Linked DNA regions of Homo sapiens: region 1 is linked to region 2. The links are chromatin loops, found by intact Hi-C in ENCODE. Cell type or tissue: sigmoid colon. All regions are shown on one strand. Links, peaks and the distances in the headings refer to the core of each region. The heading gives the core; the rest is flanking DNA. Region 1 overlaps PRKG1 (protein kinase cGMP-dependent 1). Region 2 overlaps PRKG1 (protein kinase cGMP-dependent 1).

Region 1 (8,352 bases), core at 255-8,254, 140 kb after region 2:
CATACAAGAAAACACCATGGTCTACTAACTATCCAGTTTTTGCAACCATGAGGCTAGTAGGAGTGCCAACTGGGCTACTGACCTAAAAATTATTAAGTGTCTAAACACAGGCTCAGTCTTTAGTTCATGGACAAATGCAACATAAGGGTTAATTTCTACCTTCAATGGCCAGACAAATGTGGGATAAGGAACCAAGAGCTCATTACACAGAGTCCTGGATCGGTTTCAAAGCCCTATCTTTCCTTCTTTCACCTCCCTCCTCTTTCCCTTTCCTTCCAATTCTATCCCTCTTGAGCTGCTGTGCCTTCATTTTATCTACCATTTAAAAAAAGAAACACTACTAAATTTATTAAATAAAAAGAATTGCATATTTCTAATTCTTATGTAATAATATCACACACACACAACTTTGATGGGAGCATATAACACATAAATTCAAGCACAAACAAAACACAAAAGCTCATAATTAAAAATGTTACATTTCTATCTCTGAAACAAGAGGTAAAAACAATACATCTAAAGTTTTCCAGATCCTTTTAGCCTGCCAAAAGTCCTCAATTTATTTTTCCTGAATCATATGACTTCAATAAAATGAAGAATACTATTTCTACCTTAAATGTGAATTTCACTAGGAGTCTTCAAACCCTTGATTTACAAAAATTTATTCTTACAAATCTCATTGGGAAGGTGTGTAAATCTGTAAAGTCCTCAAGCAGACAGCAAACTAATTTGCTTTGACTCAGAATGCAGTTCCCCAGTACTGAGTATCACACTGCGCCAATACTTGAGTTTGTCTAAAAGCAGCAAAGCTGGGCACGCGGTCTGGCTGCTATCAAAGAATTCCCTTGAAATAGTGCTGAAAATAACTGCAATTGCTGTTAACTATAAGGTTTTCCTAAGTGAATAAGGCAAAAATAAGATTGGGGCTATTAATTTTAAATGAAATTGCTTACTTTACTCTTCAAGGCAACTAAGGAAACAGGGAATTACAATACACTCTAGCTGTGCCCAAGTAAATAAAGTCCCCCGCTTGAACCTGAGTTAAGTGTGCATTACCAGCGTTTAGGTATTTGATTACAAAAACACGGAGAGCCAAACCGTTTGACCAAAACATTTTGGGAGCTCATATAGAAGAGAAAAACTAGAAGAAAACTGCCTTTACCTCTGCAACAACCATGATTTCTGAGGCCAATAATTTAGAAGCATCCCGAAACTAAAAGTCAGCATGGAAAATGAGAGAGTACAGAACTAGATATTAAGAGACCTGGATTCTGAATGTGCCTCTTAGCAGTGATGTTACTATAGATCATAAACCCTCCAGACGTCTTTGTCATTAATTGTATAATGAAGGGGGTACATTTTGCAACTTTTATAGCCTTTCTTATCTGTAATGTGTGATTTTAAGGATCAGTGCTCTGCAGGGAAAAGAGTAAGGAATGTGGATTCAGCCAGACCCGAGTTCAAATTCAGCTTTTATTTGTATACTACGCTGTGACTTTGATCAAGTTATTTAATTTCCCTAAGCTTCAAGTGACTCAAATGCTAATTGTGGACTAATATAGCTTCTGAAGATGAAAAACAGTCTGAAATATAAATGTTAGTTTTGCTTATAAACTGTAAGGTCTATAAACCCTTACACATAAAGCCAAAATCAAAACTCTAAACACCAAAGCTTTGTACGTTTGCAGAAAACTCACTTGGTCACAAAACCCAACCTAATTTGGCCACAAGGGTTTCGGCAGCTTTTGTGTTTCCTATTTCAGTAAATATCCATATGTTTTGCTGAAGAAATGTAGATACGTTTTTTTATGGAGCGCTGCCCTAGACCCCCAGTGGATGTTACAGAATCCATTCTACATGTATCTTTCATGATACCATTCAAAAACCTGAAAGAAAAAAAAAAATCTGGATTCTAAAGCACACTGGGATCCAAAGGTTTCAGGTAAGAATTATGCATTTATGTTACAGATTTTAATTGTTTAGCATGTATTTTAATTTTTAGAATTTCTTATATTCATAGCTCAAAACCAAACACGACCCATTCAATAAGTAATCCATACAGAATGAAAACACAGAAAATACTGATATATTCCATTTTGTTTCCTAATTATTAAGATTTAATACTCTGTCTCAATTGTTATGTTCATCTATCTTCACGTACAGACTGAGTGCAAAGAACTGTTAGAAGCTGAGTGCTACAAGAAGAATAAAAGGGAAATATATATACATATATATATTTATAAAAAACACTGCATAAGTGTTTTCTATGCCCTAGATACTATGCTAGTCTCTTTACATATGTATTTCTAATTTAAGGTTGTGACACAAGTTCTGTCCCCTAGTAGTTTAGAGCCTAGATCCGGATAGACAAACAGCACTCATTGTTCACTGCACATCTACTGTGCCAAGCACCATTCTGGGGTCTAAAGCCTGGGGCCTGGATCAACAAAGGTGAGCTTACATGGACAAACAACCACAAGGAAACAAATAAATATATACTTTCAGGTAATTAAGTGCTCTCAAGAAACCAAGGTAAGATAATGCAATAAAGAATGTATGGGATAAAAGTGACTTGTTCAGAGAAGGGAGGTAGTAGTACCTGAGTGCATGGCGTGTGTGTGTGTGTGTGTGTGTGTGTGTGTGTGTATATATATATATAAAATACATATATATGTATATGTATATATGTATATATACATATAAATATATATATAAAATACACACACACATGTATTTATATATAGTATACATATAAAATATATATATACACACATACATACATATATATAATGTACACCCTCACAAAATGTGAAAAAAAATTATGAAGTAATAATTAAAAAAACAAGAGTTGACATTAAAAACCAAAAGAATATTAGACCTAAAGAAATGCAAACCTATAGTATACCATAAAACAAAGCATTTCAGACTGGTATGGGCAGAAAAGTTCTCCTGGAAGTGAAAGGCAGATCAGCCTTGAAAAGGAGGGGAACAAGCCAAGTACTAGCAAAGTGCAAGGAGAGACAGCTCCTAACTAAAAATCTCTGCTCCATTATTTTGGGCACCAGGATAAACTGCTTCCAATAGTGTTTATGTACAGTCTGCCACATTCAGCTCTAAATTCCCATCCTATATTATTCCAGGGGTTCTCTACTTTTAAGGCACGTCAGAATCACCTAGATGGGTGGTTAAAATACAGATTGCTAGCCCTAGCCCAGAGTTTCTGATTCAAAGAGTTTGGAGAGATATCTCAGAATCTGCATTTCTAACAAGCTCCCAGGTGACGCTGAAGCTGTTTGTCCAGGGCTCACACTTTGAGAACCGCAGGGTCTCTATATCTTTTAGGTTTTGCTCACCATTCTGGATTCTGCAAACAAACAAAACACAAGGAAACAGTATCAACCTGCACAACGATTCGTAGTGTGTTTTGAAAATCCTGTTGCATCACATGCGTTTTTATAAAATCCTCTAAATCCTTTGTTTATGTGTATACATAGGTATATCTCTAATATTTTGAATTCCTAATTGCTTTATACCTAGTTATTTATCCAAGCTGGTTCCCATCCACAAACATTGCTCACTTTTGTTCACTATTACTTATTTAAATATAAAAATCTGTAACTGAATCTTAAATCTCCAACTTACTGTAAACACATGGAACAGTTTATTGTCTCTGAAATTCCTTTATCAGTCTCCAGTGAATCCTCAAAGTAAGACTATTCTTTATTCTCTCACACTGAAACTTCATTTCTGGTACCCGCACAATAAGAAAGCAAGCTAACAGTGCTACCTCATTTCACTGCTGAATAAGCAACAGATTTGGCAGCATCCCCAGTTGGCTCATAACCCAGAAGCCTTTGCACCAGGCAGGACTGATAGGCATCAGAGCAAAGGCTTCTGGGGAACACAGCCAGCCAGTTAGCAAGCCAGGATCCTTAGTGAGACAAAGTGGAGTTAGCTTCAGCCACCTAAATCAGTTATGTCCCACTGGGGTTGGGACCACCTACTTTAGAGACCATTTCGTCTTCTTCATCTGCTTTCAGCCTCAGTGGCACAAGAACCCATTAGAATTCTTCCTTTAAAATCATTTCTATTCAAAAGAGAGGTTTAATTGAAACCCTCCACTTTCTTCACGAAATCATCACTTCAGGCACATCTAAAGAACTGAAATTTCTCCCTTTCTCTCTAAGCCCGTAAAGTTATTTTGTATTACATTTTTCTCATGTATGCTTGTCCATTCCTTTATTTCATCAATCAAATCTCTTCTCTCCCTTTGCCTCTCTCATTTCACAAACAGCTCTCTGATCAATTCTATATTCACCTCAGGGATCAGTGCTTATCTTTAACCTGTTGACTCTGTTCTTTTAACACTTCATGGCAGAATTTGCACAGGGAGCCAAAAAGCCAAGTTGGAAGGTTATTTCAAGGATATATCTTAGTGCTGAAGAAAATAGAACTGTAAAGCTGTAGAAAAGCAGAAGCCATACAGTTTGCTTACCAGAGTACCTCAAGATTAATCATTCTTAGTATAGGCACAGGCAGCAACAGGTGATCTCAGGCAAATTACTTAACTTCTCTGAGCTTGCTTTACTTTTGCTGTCCCTAAAATGGAGCAATTATTCCCTATATTTCAGAACTTTTATGAAGATTAGAGGGAAAAGGTATATTAATCCTCAGTAGAATGCCTGCACACCGTAAGTATTCTATAAATGGCAACCTGCTACTACTGCTGTTGTTACTGCTAATCAGATCATTAATACACTAATATACCAGATCTAGGCACAAAACTAAATGCTTCAATTCTCCAAAAACAACAACAAAAACCAGGCCAATTGAGCTTTTCTCACAGTAATGAGATTTAGTGTCCAATATAACAACAAATGCCCTGGGTCCAAATACAACCTTAGCATTCTAAACTTCATTGAATAAGCCATAAATTGTGTCACATAGTCATTCAAGTAAATTGATATTTGTAAAATAAAATGCTTATTTATATGAAAGGTATAGAAAAGGAAAATTTATAAATACAGAAAGCAGATTAGTGGTTGCCAGGTCCTGGGAGTAGAGCAGGGACTGACTGCAATTGGGTTCCAGGAAATTTAGGGGGTAATTGAAATGTTCCAAAACTGGATTGTGGTGATGGTCGTACAAGTCTATAAATGTAGTGAAAAACCTTGTATTTTACATGTATAATAGGTAAGTTTTATGGTATATAAATTATACTTCCATAAAGCTGTTAAAAATAATCTTTCTTGTATTACATGACACATCTCAAAATAAACTAGTATTTTTATTTTTATTCTAAAGCATTCCATTATCAGCTCATCATTATGACTGTCAAGAATTTGTCCAAGACCATTAATGTATTCCTCTACAGGCAAGCAGGACTGTTATCATTGCTTTTATCCACAATCATATTGTTTTTGAAAAGACATCTTGAGATACAGTATCAAGGTCATTAACAGAAAGCATTTATAAGCTAAGATTATGTTCTACGTCTGATAGCTTCTTGGTCTGGACAGAAAACATTCAAGTTGGGAATGAATGGTTTTCAAATAGAAATCCATTACTAGTGAATGACTTCTATGCAAACATTTCAACAAACAGAGAAGCCACTTTTCTTTAAACACTTTTGATGGATTTAAATCAAATCATTAAAGCAGTGGGTCTTTAAAACCTTCAACCAGAGCAGCAATGCCATAGTCTACATATATAGTGGCTGCAAATGTTAAAATAAATGTTACGAACAATATTATTACAATTTCACATACATGTATCTGCACAGAATAACCACTAAATACTAACACTTCCTGTCTTTTAGAGCATAAACAGCTTTACCTTGGCATAATACAATTATTTTCATGATTTTTTTAACATGGTTTAAATACATAGTGCTCAGTATAAACTTCATCAATCCATTCTTAAATTTTTGGTAGGCCTGTAACTGCTCATTGAATAAAATAAATAACATTATTATGGAACTTCACACTTGCCTATGTTCAACCCTTCTTGCCCACAGTTATCCCACACAGAAATTGTGTAGGATCCTTTCTGTCACTCAATCTTCCTCTGAGTCATACTCAGTAAAGCCAAGCTGGGTTGTGTTGGGCTCTACTCCAGGACCTTGTCATTACTGAACTTCTTTCCATCTCATGTTCTTCCATTTGGTTTAGACATGTACACAGCACTTTATCAATGGAAAATGGTTTAACAAAACTAATAAAAATTATGATAGTAATGAGAACCTCAACAGCAACTGTTTATTGAGCCCCATACTATGTTTTGAGCACTGGGCTGGGGATTCTCAAGCATTATCTCCAATCAGGGAAATGTTATAATCCTCATTTATAGTGAGAACATGGAAGATTAGATTCAATATTACACACCTAGTTAGTGCTAAAGTAGCAATTAAATTAGAACCCATTCTCCTATCCATTGTATATGCCATGTTCTGAGCTTACCTACTGTAATTTCCATAAATGCATTGCTGAATCACAGGAGTCAGTGGCTTCTCAAGGTAATCTCATGAGTACATGAATGCCCACAGAGTGTGAAGAATGGGTTGAGCTAAGTGTGATGACCTACTGGGTTTACAGTGGTATCATTTAAGAACTATTGGATTTAGGTTATATTACCTTAACTCTTTGATAATTAATTTTCTCATCTGTACAACAGTGATGATCTGTCCTCCATTATTTGCTCAGGTATTGTGAGGCATAAATGAAATCATACACATATTTATTTTTCTAGCCAATGAATATGTTGCAAAATCTATAGTTGCATTGGTAAATAGGTCACCTAGAAAAATAACTTCAGATACTCACATAAGCATATGACTAGATGAGGTGAAAAGTTTTTTATAGGATTAGGTGTTCTCAGTTTCCATCCTGAAGAGCTAAGAGACAATATACAAGCAAATTCCACCTTCACATTTTTCCTGTGTTTATTTTGATTAATGTTGAGGCAAGCACCTAGTTAAAAAGTATTTCCTTATGTGATTAATGGTCTCTACCAACTCATAATTTTAAGATCTTCAAGAATTTTTGGAGAGTAAAAATTATATCTAAATTTGAAAGGATTTTCTTAGTACGTGTTCTGGCTGTGTCTGCAAAATAAAATTAGTAAGAATTTGAAAAGATTATCTTCTATTTCCACTAATCCCATGCTTGTATTTATTAGCAATCAGTCTATCTTATTTTTAAGATTAACCAATTTATGAGATTTTATGTTGCAGAGTTTGGGATTACACATTTATTAGAGTTGGAGAACAACTGTGCTTCCTTGGAAAGGCATTACAAATCACAGATTATTCAAACTAGAAAGAACTTTTCATGACTGTAATCCCAATCTGAAAAATGGAAATGCCTTCAGAGGGCAGGCCAATAACATAAACAAGGGGTATGGGCTAGTTGAAGAGAGTATGGAGTGATAGGGATTATCATGACCATTTGGAGCACAGGCAATCCACAAAGGCATGCCAAAGCATCCAAATGCAATACCAAACATGCTTGGAAATTCCACTGAGCTCAGTGACATAGGTTTCCAATGTTTAAACTGTAAATTAAAAACTGAAGTATCTAAGGGCCAGAAACATGAAGAGGTTTTATCTTGTCCTTCATTTGACAAAAAAAAAAAAAAAAAATCATATTAAATATCTACTGTGTGCCATCCATTTCTGGGCTCCAAGGATGTAACATGGAGCAACAGAGAAATTGACTTTGTTTTCATGTAACTTACTATTTTCTGGGGGAAGTAGTTGTTAACCAATAACAGTCAAAACATAGAAATTCAAACTCTGATGGATATGGAAAAAATGTACACGGCACCACAAACCCAAACACTGAGAAATGGAAGCCCAATCCCAACCTAGGAATGCTGGGTCCAATCCATGTTGGAAGAAACAAAGGAGTGTCTTTTTTAGCATATAACCTACAACCACTGATTTTCAGATATTAAATGCTATGTGAGCGAGAAGAAGACACATATACTATAGTCTTACCCTATATTAGTTCCTTAACAAATATTTGGTAAATGATTGAACCAAAAAAAAAAAAAAAACTGAAAACCAATCCATAGAAATTTTTATTAACTGCCAGAATAAAGAATCAGAAAGCATTGATAAACTTTCCAAAAATTTCTATTAAAGACATTAATATTTAAGGGAAAAGAGGGAAATCAGTGAGGAAGTAAACCATTGGAAAATTGAGGTAATGTTTCTTCAAAATGGAAATTTGATTCAAGAGGAACAAGCCGAAGCTACTTAAAAATTTTAAACTAAAAACAAACAAAATACTCAAGTACAAGATGAGGAAAACTTTCTATGTATGAATCAGCTAGAAATGCTTTAGGTATATG
Region 2 (8,352 bases), core at 67-8,066:
ATATTGAAGCTGTATGCAGCTTTGACTGGGTCTATTTTAATGTGCTCAGTACCTGGTTTGAAAACTCATGTTACCTTCCCTTACTGCCAGTAATGTTTCCGAGTTTTAATTTTAAGTAGGAAATTATACAACTTTAGTAAGAAAGTAACCAGGGATTGCCCCCTAAAATTTAACTTCCCCAATTTTTAACGTAAAACATGTTTGCTGTAATCTAGGCTTTGGAGACTCAGCCTAGAGTCTTTTTACCTCCTGAAGTAAACGAGGGCTTCTCCCTCCCTTTTCACTCCCAGCAAGAAGGGCTGAAGCCAACCTAGCTGACTAGGACATGCAGAGGTGAATTCCAGACTTAATGGTTTACAGTAACCAGGGCACTGGGGACAGCTGAAACTCATGAGGCTTCAAATTGGAAGCTCTCTGCAAGTGCACTTAAAAATGACCATATTTTTCCTTTAAAGTGCCTACAACCAGCCCTCCACATTCATGGGTTCTGCATTCGTGGATTTAACCAATCATGGATCAAATATATTTGAAAAAAAAATTGCATCTGTACTGAACATGTGCAGGCTTTTTTTTTTTCTAGTCACTATTTCCTAAGCAATACAGTATAACAACTATTTACATAGCATTTACTTGCATTCATTATTATAAGTAATTTAGAGATGATTTAAAGTATATGGTAGGATGTGCATAAGTTATATGCAAATACTATTTTATGCCATTTTATGTCAAAGACTTGAGCATCCTTGGATTTCAGTATCCGTAAGAAGTCCTGGAACCTATCTCCCATGGATACTAAGGGACAACTGAATTTAACTCTTTAGTATGGACCAGACATTTTTCACACGAGTGTATCTAATTCTTACAACCACATAAGAGGGTAATATTGTATTTCATGAGGTTTTTAAAAAATTATATTAGTGCTACATCTTTTTGGTAAAAATACCAACAGTAAGTAAAAGTATAATGTGAAAAGTAAATACTTCTACCCCTATGCACACATATATGAATCACTCATCAAAATTCCCAGAGGTACCCATTAGTGCCAATGCTTTGAGTATCTCCCAGAAAGCCTCTATGCATGTCTCTTTGTGCATATACCCTTCTGAAACTATTTTATTTCACATGGTATCTTGAACATTTACCTATATCGAATTCATGTTCCCATATCTAATTTCCCACAACTAATTCATTTTTATTCTCTTTAGTGGCCACTGAATAAATGTTCTTTCATTTACTTAGTTAGTTTTCTGAACATTTAGTTTCTAGTTTTTATTATTACTAATAATGCTGTAAAGAATATCCTTGTACGTGTTGAAAAATAGCACTTACAAGTGATATTGCTTAGTTAAAATTAGGAATATTTTAAATTTTGATAGACACTGCTAAATTTCTTTTTCTTTCTTTTTTCTTTTTCTTTTTTTTTTTTTTTTTTTTTTGAGATCGCCTCACCCTGTAACCCAGGCTGACAGAAGCAGTGGCACAAACACGGCTCACTGCAGCCTCGACTTCCTGGGCTCCAGCAATCCTCCAACCTCAGCTTCCCAAGTAGCTGGGACTACAGAAGCATGCCACCATGTTAGGCTAATTTTTATTTTTTGTAGAGAAAGAGTTTTGCCACGTTTCCCAGGTCAGACTTGAACTCCTGGGCTCAAACCATCCACCTGCCTCAGCCTCCTAAATTGCTGGGATTGTAGGCATGAGCCACCACACCTGGCCCATTACTAAATTTCTGAACTGAAGCTTTTAGTCCCATTTTTATGTGTTAGGGAAACTGAGTCTTGGAGAGACTAAGATACATTTCAGTGGTCACAAAAGCTCATAAGCAAACTTGTAGAGTGAGGATCTGAAATTAAGGTTATCTAGCTCTGAGCTTCACCACTTCCACCCTTGTCACCTGACTTCTTAAAACCTTAAAGTGACTCTCAGCCTAATAGTAGTCCTTAAATTTCTGGAAGAAGTAGTCAGTTTGGTACTGGCATGGACAACGGAACATTTATTCAGTGTGAGACAAACTATTGACCAATACCTTCTTATCTGGGAAATGAGTTTCCAAAGGGGTTTAAATATATCATTTATTCACTCATTTATAAAATAATGTTTGAGTACCTCCTCTCTGCCAGGTATGGTGCTTTACCATGGAGACCCTTGCTGAACAAAATTGACAGGTTTCTACATTTTAGTGGAGGAGAGACATATTAACAAAATCATCATAAAAATTAATGTAAAATTATAGCCAACCAGTACAAACATGTCACTGATATCTGAGCTTATAAGAGGATTTGACACAGACAAGGTTAGGATTCCTGGAGGTAATGCTAATTGAGTTGAAATCCAAAGGAAAGGTGGGAGTGAGTAGTGGAAAAAGGTAGAAAAGTGCATTTCACTCCAGGTAAAGGAACAGTCTGCATAACGGTCATGATGGAAAGAAACAGTGCAAGTTCCAGAGACTGGACAGGGCAAAGCGTGGTTATACAACAGGGATAGAGAAAATGTAAGCAGGATCCAGGCCACGTAGGGCTTTATTAGTCTGGGGAAGGAGTATTATCTTCGGCAAAGTGGGAGGCATTGAAAGGTTAACAGGAAGGTGTAAATCACTGTGGCAGCACAGAGGAAAATGATTACTTAATTCCTAAAGCAAAACTCTTCAGTATATTAAATGTACATCGTACATGCAATTGAAAGCAGCAACTTTTCTAAGAAGAAACTCCACATGCCTAAAAACCACACCTGATGCTCACTAGTGCTCTCTTGGTCTCCCCTCTCTCTCTCTTTCTCCCATAAGTAGGAAGACAACAAAAAGCAATTTACTTAAATGACCTTAAATCTAAAGATGCAGTAAAAATTATCACCATCATGATCTGGGGACAGGATTACATATGAAGAGTTAAATTAGAGAGCTTTCCAAATCAACTTAGCTGCAAATGCTGACATCAATTTAAAATTAACCAACTGCATAACCAGTACAAGTAGTCACTTGGGGAAGCAAATTTCAGGAAGAATCCACTTAGACTAAGAGAGTGTGGCAGCTGCCTCAGAAAAGAGACCTGTCACTTGCCCCATAACCTCAGCTTCTCTGAACATTCTAAGCAGTAAGGCTTTCCTACAAAGTAAAGTTTCCAAAGGGCAGACACAATAACATAACTCGTTGGCTAAATGCATCTATCCCAGACCTTTAAACAACTGAAAGAATAATCGAGACATAAACTGTATGCACAAATGAGAATGCTAGCTTCTGTGCCAAAGAATGTGTGATTTCAACACCTGGTACCGTGAAGCCTCCAGTGTAAATCTGAAGTCTAGGTCACTTTGCTTGACATATGAATGCTTCCCTGAGATTCTCCCCACCCCCTCCAAAAATCCCTAAAGAAAATGATCCAGCAACTGGAAGATGTTCATACAGGTTAGAGTTGCTCTAAAGTAGAATAGTCTAGAGATGTCCATGAGATTAAATTCAACCTCCACAGTCGTTTGGCACAACACTCAAGGCCCTTACTTGATAGTCCCTGCTGTGATTGCAAGCACTTTTGTGCCACTCTTTCTTGCCCTCTCATCCCTGCCACACCTTATGCCCCAGTCACAGGGATGCTTTACCTGATCTCAGCAACACTAAGCTGTGCCTCTTGGTTCATGTTTCTTTCTCCACATTAAATTCCCTTCGCTGTTGCTGAACTCTGGCTTTTCTTTTAAAACCAAACTCTAAAGTCTGGTCCGGGAGCAATTCAACATTTTATGAGAACCAGCTGTACACCAGGCATTTGGGATACAAAGATAAATAGGCCTCAATTTTTGTCCCTCAGAAGGTCATATTATGATGTGTCTTTACATTCCTAGTGGCTAACAGATTGCTGTTAGTAAATAATGTTCAACAAGGTAAATTGGATATATCCAAACAAGAATAATAAATTGAGGGTACCAGCATTCAAAAAGAGAACAAGAACACCTGAAGGGCTAGTGTGGTGTGCACCATGCTATTATAACACAGGGCATACACAGTATCCTCAAGAATTTAGGATGTCCTTCACCTAGGGAAGAAAATATATTGTTATAGAAATCATTCATTCATTCATTCACTATTTTCTCTTTTGATGTGCAAGATATTATGCTAGGCACTATAAGCCTATGATGACTGACATGTCTCTATCAAAAGAACTTAAAGGGATAGGATATAGACACATATATATATATAAATATATGTACCATATATAAAACATATATATTTATAATATATATAATTATTCCTGTACATTACACAGGAATAATTATTAAATGACTTAAAGTTCTGTAAGAGTTCAAAGGTGAGAGATTTCCTCTAAATAATGGAGACATATTATCTACTTATCCTCCACCTCAAAAGCGCTGTGGAATCTGATGCTGAATGCCTAGTGGAAAATGTCACCAAGTGGTCGGTGGGCTTGTCCAATTGTTGCTGGGACACCTATTCACATCAATAGTTGAGTATCTCCTGAAAAATTCTCAATTTCAGTTTCAGACTACTATAAATCTTAGTAATTTATTTCTTTTACTGAGCCAAAATATATTTTCCTGAAACTTCCATCTGTTAGTCCTATGTCTTGCTCTCATTTCAGAGTTAATTCATTTCTTCCTCCACATCCATAATTTGAAAAAATTAAATAACTGTTATTCTCCATAGTTTATTTCTGTGGAGTTCTTGGATCTGCCTTCTTATTCAAGATAGGAACTAACCCTCCTAGTTTCTAATATCCTCAAATTGTATTAGTATGCTATTAAGCTTCTCTGTGAATTTATTAATAAACATATTGAACCAGACCAAAGTTTTCATCAAATTGGCATTAATGAATAACATTGCTACAGTTGATTATTCAAACAGCCAAAGATCTGCCTAACAAAATTATCACTCAGCTTACAGCCCTCATACTCATTGATAAAGACATTATAGGGAACACTGATGCACATCTTGCTAAAAACCAGATACACAACATCCATGACTTTCCAGTAATCTATCAGCCAATTAACTCATGCAAACAACAACAACGTAAAGTTTGACTCCATGACTTGATCATAGTGAATCTAGCTAAATCTTAGTAATCAACTTTTTCTTTCCTAAAAAATAATTTTGTAAATAAATAATCTGCCCCACATTATGCAGAATCATTTTTCTGTTTGTTCGTTTGTTTTTGCAGACAGAGTCTCACTCTGTCCCCCAGACTAGAGTGCTGTGGAGTGATCTTGGGTCACTGCAACCTCTGAATCCCGGGTTCAAGTAATTCTCATGCCTCAGCCTTCTGAGTAGCTGGGACTACAGGTGCCTGCCACCACACCTGGCTAACTTTTTGTATTTTAGTAGAGGCGGTGTTTCACCGTGTTGCCCAGGCTGATCTCAAACTCCTGAGCTCAGACAATCCATTCACCTTGGCCTCCCAAAGTGCTAGGATTACAAACATGAGCCATCGCGCCCAGCACAGAATCAATTTTGATTACTTAAATAAAGATGAGGGGATCTACATTATTCCCAGACTTTTTCTTAGAAGTTAAAAGAGTACTAGTTTCTGTGCTCTAGCAACTATTCTATATTCTGTGAGTTCTATACAGTGAATCTAGAACTTTTCTAAATCAGTATTTTTTTAATGACAATGAGATTTTTTAAAGTCTCAGTTTATAGCCACATTCACTTAAAAAGCAACACCTTCACTATAGAGAAATACATACACACTGAATTTATATTATTAATAATAATGTATTTACGTATAATAAACAAAAAGTTAAGAAAACATAATTTTCTACTTTAGCAATGGCAGAGATTCTCAAAACAAAAGATTAAAAAGGAAAATAAGCTAAAATATGCTTCCCTTTGTTTTGAGGAAATGAAGCATATTAAACAAGCAAATCAGCAAACAAATATGGGTTCCTGGTAGACCTTTCTTTGGATACAATTATATATTAATACATTAATTCATAATTTGGTGTGCACAATGGACTGAATACCTACGTCTCCTCAAAATGCATATGCTGGAATCCTAACCCTTAAGGGGATGGGATTAGGAGGCAGGGTCTTCGGGAGGTAATTAGTTCATAAGTAAGGGTAGATCCCTCATGGATGAGATGAGGGCCCTTATAAAAGAGAGCCCAGTGAACTAGCTAGCTTCTTCTACCACATGAGGACACAGAGAGGAGGCAACACGTATGTGAAAGGGGGCCTTCACCAGACACTAAATACGCCAGCGCCTCCAGACACAGAATCTTCCAAACTCCAGAACTGTGAAAAATAAATTTCTGTTGTTTATAAGCTACACAGTTTGTAGTATTTCGTAATAACAGCCCAGATGGACTAAAACAGTGTATATTTCCTTTCATGTTAACTGCAAATCAAAGTTCTCTCTTCCTATTTTCATCACCAACACTAAATTTATATGCTCTTTGGAAGTTGGGGCAGGGGGTAGGCGATGGGAAGCAGGGGCATGGCTAAAACTGCCAAACAGTTTTCATGGATTATTTCCAAATTGGATGATTCCACTGGGCCAGATTCTGCCCACCTCAACCCTCCCTATAATTTCAACCATATGTGGTCCTCTTCAATTCTATTCTCAGAATAAACATGATGATGAAATAGGGCTTGGATTTTACTTAAGAGGCTGCATACTTCAGTGACAAGCAAGCTCGTTCTTCTAAGTACCCTGTAATCCAGTTTACAGAAATATAGGACGCTCTGTAGGAGAAAAATAAAATGAAAGTAAATGTGTTCTTATGTATGTAATAACTTTCTCAGTTACAACAGGATATACTGTAGGAGAAAAATAAAATGAAAGTAAATGTGTTCTTATGTATGTGATAACTTTCTCAGTTACAACAGGATATAAAATATTGTGCCACCTGGGAAAAATTTCTCAAGCACAAATGCAAATTAGTTTGATGTCTGAAAATATTCACTATCTGCTAAATCTCTGAGCAATAAATATTCATTGCTAGACAATGACAACTTCTTATTAAAGAGAATAGGATGGGAACAAGGCTGAAGAGATCGTTAGGATGGAACATGCTACCATGGAAAAATCTGCCTGGCACTCAGGCCCTTGAATTAGGTGGACACACCTTTCTCTGACTCCTTAGTGATTCTAATGATGATGCTGATGATACCTAAACTGACAGAAGGAACTGAAACCCAGAACTTCCCACTGAAAACGTTAACTTTTCCAGTGTGTCCAAATCTGTCACACTTGGCAGGTCTAGATGAAGGCAATGGCAGGCTTACACAAAACCACAAAATACAGTTTATCTTCTGTCTTCCAGCAGTGCCTCTTTTCCTATTTTCCCACTCCATGGTTCCTCTCTATTCTGGTCTATGTGTCCTTATGCTTGCTTCTTTTTTACACAAAGATACCATTTACAGGATGGGCATGTAGAAGAGAATTATAAAAACCTGCTCCTAATCAAAGCACACTTTCCCTTAGAGCCAGTCATTTCAGCAATGTATTCAAAGTAAAACAATGAAATGAACTATATTTAATCCAGAGCTAAGAATGAGTGACTGCTTCAATTTATTCTTCAGCACAGTATTTGCATTATATTTGTGAGCCAACATACTTTTATCTGTCAAGTCTACTTTTAAGGCTTTATCATTAGAAAATAATTATATGTGCAGAATAAAATGGTGATGTCTTTCTCGAAGAATTGTTTTTATAATAATAAATTTAAAAATGGAAATAGGCCAAAAGAATAAAAAGAAGAAATTAGTAAATTATATCTTATACAGCCATTAAATTTATGTCTGTAGAAATATACATCTTATGTGGTAAGATATTTATGATATACTAAGTAAAAGGACAAATTTTTTAATGGATAGTAGAATCCTATAGAGAATACATTTATATAGATATTCACTCGTGTATGTGTGTATGTATGCACTAGGCATAGTGCAAAGCACTTTGTAAACAAGAACACATATGGCCTCTACTTATATGAAGTATACATGTGGGCTCAAATACAGACATTAACTTAAGTCAGCAGACAAAAATTTCTGTCTTCATGGGGTTTATATCTTTTTCTTGGTTCTTTTTGCCTGGCACATATTGCTTGTGATATTAAAATAATAATTTTGAACTTTTTTATAACTATAAAAATGTTCTCTCTTTTCCTAGATTGCTTGAAACACAATCCACAATCAGAATTTAGGTGATTTCCAGGAGCTACAGAGGGTGGGGGAAGTGAGGATATGTAGATCAATGGGTACAAACTTCCAGGTATAAAATGAGTAAGTTCTGGGGCTATAATATACAGCGTGGTGATTACAGTTAATATTCCTCTATTGTTTACTTGTATTTTGTGAAGTGAGTAGATTTTAAGTGCCCTTACCCTCCCCCGCACCACCCCCCGCCA

What was found. Hi-C counts contacts between places; a loop is a spot of excess contacts. Peaks named below come from ENCODE experiments on the same cell type or tissue, not always from the same donor. Only the 100,000 strongest peaks of a DNase experiment are listed, where the experiment ranks them.
Region 1: it touches region 2 in a loop (2.5-fold over the local background); 6 of 110 quality-filtered maps call a loop at or near these places.

Annotation. Positions count from the first base shown.
Region 1 is chr10:51,088,096-51,096,447 of GRCh38, reverse strand. The region is part of intron 1 of PRKG1 (protein kinase cGMP-dependent 1); the gene reads right to left. Among named protein-coding and RNA genes, the nearest start is that of PRKG1, 18 kb to the right of the region's middle. In sigmoid colon, for the core only: no CTCF peak of the experiment used is centred there; a DNase peak (open chromatin) is centred at 3,847; H3K4me3 peaks cover 1,298 bases.
Region 2 is chr10:51,223,011-51,231,362 of GRCh38, reverse strand. The region is part of intron 2 of PRKG1 (protein kinase cGMP-dependent 1); the gene reads right to left. Among named protein-coding and RNA genes, the nearest start is that of MIR605, 72 kb to the left of the region's middle. In sigmoid colon, for the core only: no CTCF peak of the experiment used is centred there; no DNase peak of the experiment used is centred there; H3K4me3 peaks cover 848 bases; H3K27ac peaks cover 1,020 bases.